Linked DNA regions of Homo sapiens: region 1 is linked to region 2. A link is a loop called in an ENCODE intact Hi-C map of the cell type or tissue named here. Cell type or tissue: psoas muscle. All regions are shown on one strand.

What was found. A loop is a pair of places that touch in the nucleus more often than their neighbours do. Peaks named below come from ENCODE experiments on the same cell type or tissue, not always from the same donor. Only the 100,000 strongest peaks of a DNase experiment are listed, where the experiment ranks them.
Region 1: it touches region 2 in a loop (2.8-fold over the local background); 28 of 110 quality-filtered maps call a loop at or near these places.

Annotation. Positions count from the first base shown.
Region 1 is chr9:35,123,920-35,126,419 of GRCh38, forward strand. No RefSeq gene overlaps it. Among named protein-coding and RNA genes, the nearest start is that of ATOSB, 9.3 kb to the left of the region's middle. In psoas muscle, no CTCF peak of the experiment used is centred here; no DNase peak of the experiment used is centred here.
Region 2 is chr9:35,394,489-35,396,988 of GRCh38, forward strand. UNC13B (unc-13 homolog B) reads left to right here. Exons shown (of 40, transcript NM_001371189.2): 27 at 1,988-2,114; 28 at 2,353-2,449. Among named protein-coding and RNA genes, the nearest start is that of RUSC2, 94 kb to the right of the region's middle. In psoas muscle, no CTCF peak of the experiment used is centred here; a DNase peak (open chromatin) is centred at 993.

The sequences.
Region 1 (2,500 bases), 270 kb before region 2:
AACTAGCCCCAAATACATTATTGATTTTTTTTTTTTTTTGAGACGGAGTCTTGCTCTGTCACCCAAGCTGGGGTGCAGTGGTGCAATCTCGGCTCACTGCAAACTCCGCCTCCTGGGTTCACGCCATTCTCCTGCCTCAGCCTCCAGAGTAGCTGGGACTACAGGCACCTGCCACCGCGCCCAGCTAATTTTTTTGTATTTTTTTTAGTAGAGACGGGGTTTCACCATGGTCTTGATCTCCTGACCTCATGATCCGCCCGCCTCGGCCTCCCAAAGTGCTGGGATTACAGGCGTGAGCCACCGCGCCTGGACTACATTATTGATTGTAGCAGCCAAAAAAGTGTGTCCAAGGAAAATAAGCTTGCTTAAGACAATTTGCCTTTTGGTGATAACAGTTGCTTGTAGAGCTGAGGACATTGGGAGTGTAAGGATAAATAAAAGTTATTTTCTCCATTTATAAAGGGCAAATAAACCATTTCCTCTCTCTCCTTTCATTTTTTTCTCCTTTTCTTTCTTCCTTTCTTTTTCTTTTTTTTTTTTTTGAGTCAGGGTCCTGCTCTGTCACCCAGACTGGAGTGCAGTGGCACAATCATGGTTCACTGCAGCAGACTCAACCTCCCAGGCTCAAGGGATCCACTTGGCTCGGCTTCCTGAATAGCTGGGATGATAGCCCTGTGCCACTAAGCCCAGCTAATTAAAAATATATATATTTATTTTTTGGCTGGGTGCAGTGGCTTGTGCCCGTAATCCCAGCACTTTGGGAGGCCAAGGCAGGTGGATCACTTGAAATCAGGGGGTTGAGACCAGCCTGGCCAACATGGTGAAACCCCATCTCTACTAAAAATACAAAAATTAGCTGGGCATGATGGTGCGTGCCTGTAATCCCAGCTACTTGGGAGGCTGAAGCAGGGGAATCACTTGAACCCAGGAGGCGGAGGTTGCCTTGAGCTGCGATCGCACCATCGCACTCCAGCCTGGGCGACAGACCAAGACTTGGTCTCAAAAAAAAAAAAAAAAAAAATTTGTAGAGATGGGGTCTCACCATGTTGCCCAGGGCTGGTCTCAAACTCCTGGGATCAGCCTCCCAAAGTGTTGGGATTACAGGCCTGAGCCACTGCACCCAGACTCCTCTCTTAGAGTTCTTAGAGTTACTCCTTGGATACAAAATAAATTTGGGTCCTTACTCTAATATTTGGAATCTCTCTAGGGATTAAGCCTAGACTCCAGTTTTTACAATACGGATGTAACTCCAAGGTTGTGTGCCAAATGACCTCTAGATATGTAAACAAGGGTCTCTTGCTGGACGCACAGGAGATTTTTCAGGAGGCACAGTCCTTTGTCCCTTGAGGAGATATTGTTCTTTCTTCTGCTTTGCTGTATAAGTTATGTGCAATTTTGTCTTAACCTTGTAGTCATTTTCAGGCTACCTTACATGCATGTAATCTGTTATTGCTTACTCAATAAGAAATTACATTCTCTCACTCATCTATATTGACAGGGAGGAATCTTTTTGCGGCAGGATTATTTCATTTCCCCAAGAGCAATGCAATAGTCTGTTAAAAGAGAAGGCACCTGTAATCCCAGCACTTTGGGAGGCTGAGACGGGTGGATCACTTGAGGTCAGGAGTGCAAGACCAGCCTGGCCAACATGGTGAAACCACGTCTCTACTAAAAATACAAAAATTAGCCGGGCATGGTGGTGGTCACCTGTAATCCCAGCTACTCAGGAGCCTGAGGCAGGAGAATCACTTGAACCCGGGAGGTGGAAGTTGCAGTGAGCTGAGATCCTGCGATTGCACTCCAGCTTGGGTGATAGAGTGAGTGACACTCCATCTCAAAAAAAAAAAAAAAAAAAAAGCAATGATCTGAAGTGGATTTCCTTGCTCTTGATGAATGTGTGTTACCAGTACTGTTCAGCTGTTTTTTATTCAACAATTCAATGATGAATATGAAGTAAGTAAATTAGCCTCTATGAATAGTCTGCATGAAACAATTACAGGTGAAAATATTTTCAAAGAAGTTGAGAAAACACTAGTTCAGTACAACCAGAAGTGGAAATCTATTAAATTGTGTTACAACTGATGGTGGCAAAACATATGCAGAGCAGAAAAAAGTTTTAGTTCAAAAAATTTGCAAGGCTTCTTAAATTGTAATGTGTTTAATATTGTGAAAGGAAAATATCTTGGGCCCCCAAAATCACTAAGCTAAAGGAAAAATTCTAGCTGGGAACTGCACAGGGCAAATCTGCCTCCCATTCTATTCAAAATCATCCCTTTGCTCACTGAGATACACACATATTCTGTTTGCCTCCTTTGGAAAGTTTCATCAGAAACTCAAAAGAATGCAACCATTTTTCTCTCCACCTACATGTGACCTGGAAGCCCTCTCCCTGCTTCGAGTTATCCCCACCTTTCTAGACAGAACCAATGTACTTCTTTTGTATATTGATTGATGTCTCACATCTCCTTAAAATGTATAAAACTAAGCTGTGTTCTGACCA
Region 2 (2,500 bases):
AGGAGCCTGAGGCAGGAGAATTGCTTGAACCCAGGAGGCAGAGGTTGCAGTGAGCAGAGATAGCACCACTGCACTCCACCCTGGGTGACAGAGCGAGACTCCATCTCAAAAAAAATAAGAAGTTTATATAGACGTTACCAGAACCAAAGAGAGATTAGGGGGAGATACCAGCAAACTGGGTAGTTGAAATCATGAGGTTGGAAGAGCTCTCCAGGAGGAAAGGAGGGAGTTAGGTGGAAGTCAGGGGCAGGAGGTTATGGATTGGCCTTTCTGACAGATTACCCCACCTCAAACAACTTTACTGGAGCATGACTCCATGGGACTTGTTAGAATAGTTTAAAGTGTGACCGGTGTTTCAGAACTTGTCAGTTAGTTTTTATACCAGAGAAGTTAATACAGAAATTAGGGATAGGGGCCAGAGTGCAGATAATAAATTGACAGAGAAAGTGAAAATTATATGTAGAAACAGTAACTTGAAGGTCCCTAAAAGAAAGAGTTAGGGAGTTATGGAGTGATGGGCAGTCCTGCTTGAAAAGGAAGGAGGAGGGCCCTCCTGATGTTTCTAGGTTCTTAGACTGGTTCCAGAACAGCAGGGGATGGGGGTGGAGGAGAGGGGCTCTCTTTTGATGTCCCTGAGGGTCTCTCTGATGTCCCTGATTTTTTCACTCTCTTTGTTGCTCATTGGTGTCTGCTCTGTCACAAGCAACCACTGTCATTCATATACGAAAAGTCCTCTTTCTGGGTGGTAAGAACATTTAGTTGTCCTTTTGCCTCTAGTCTTACACCTTTTCCCTCTTCTCCTGCTCACTGCTTCATAGAAGAGACTGCAAATGCAACTTTAGGTTGAGACAGTGCTGCCTGCAGTGCCAGGGAATGAAATTCCTGGGACTTGAAGCCCTTTGAGGCAGAATCCCGGGCTTCCATTTCCTCCTTCAGTGTCTGCTACACTAGTTCACAAGGGCCAGCTGCCCCAGCCTGGATGTTCCGCCTTGACTTGGAGGAGCATCACCCATGGCAACTCAAAGTTGAGCAACAAAGTCCCCAAGGACAGTGGCCTTCTCTTCTCTGCTGCTTAGTCCTCTCCCACATTTGCTTGCTTTTACCATTATGTTGATGTGTCAGCATACAATTGATTTTTATTATTCAAATTAGTGCTTCAACTATGAAGCGGGTAGATGAAGAGAACCTATGGGTGTGGCCAGTGCTCCAGACTCTGAGCAAATTGTGAGTTATCTTTGTCTTAGATTTTCCAGAAGGCTCTGGAGATTCAGCAAGATGACTTTTCAAATTCGTAGTAAGTGCCCCATTTTCTGCAGCATGATATGTCCTTTCATCTGGCTGTGTTTCCATAGTTTCCAAACTGACTATTCATATTTGCATACTTCCCTGAGAATTCATTTTTTCAATGTCTCAGCTCTGCCCTGGAGCCCTTCAGTTTGCCTCAAGATTCCATTACACCATGGCTGCCCAACTGCTCTGTCAACTTGGGCCCAGTTTGATTTTCCCTGTCTCTGTAGTTGTCACTGACCCATTCATGCCATGTACACCTGCTCATCTCTGCCTTTAAGCCTGTCTGAAGGATGACTCAGCTACTGTGATCAGAAAGGCCCTGGAAAACCATTGTCCTCTACAGTCATGGGCAGTCTCCCTACTAATCAGCATCAGCACCCATGGCCCTTTCTCCTCTTCTACACCAGAGGCCAGATGCTAGAACAAAAAGACCACTTCCAAACGCTAGAGCAAAAAGACTGCAGGCTTTATCTGGGAGTCTGGCTTAGTCTTTCTAGAGGAAGATTTGGGCCAAGCTTGTGGAGAGTTGCTGAGCAGAACACTGTTGGGGAGAGATGGCTGTGAGAAGGAGGTTGGGAGTCACCCTTGTCCTAAGACATCTGATGGAGCTGCCTGACCAGATCTGCTGCCTTGGGAAGGCTCAGGAACCATGGCCTCTACTGCTGGGACCTGACCCAACCTTTCTCCCTACCACTAGAGCATGAGAAAGACCACCTGTGTAAAAGTGCTGACTACATGAACCTGCACTTCAAGGTGAAGTGGCTCCACAATGAATACGTGCGGGATCTGCCTGTCCTCCAGGGGCAGGTGCCTGAGTACCCAGCGTGAGTCATCATGTGGGCACTACAGAGGGAAGGGAGCCCTCTGGGTGGGCAGGGCTAGTATCCCCAATTCATTTCAGCAAGCCAGTCTCGGGGACTGCCTGTTCAGGTACCACCGTAGACAAAGAAAAGTGTTAAACTGTGCCCTGCCATCCCGAGGACCCCAGTCTGGTGGAGCTGTCAGGAAGTGGCGTATTCCCACCGCTAGTTCTAAGCCCCTGTTCTCCTGCTGTGGCTGCAGGTGGTTTGAGCAGTTCGTGCTACAATGGCTGGATGAGAATGAGGATGTATCCCTGGAATTCCTGCGTGGGGCCCTGGAACGAGATAAGAAGGATGGAGTAAGTCAGGGGCTTTGGCTGCACCGGGTTCAGGCCAGGTCTCCCAGCAAT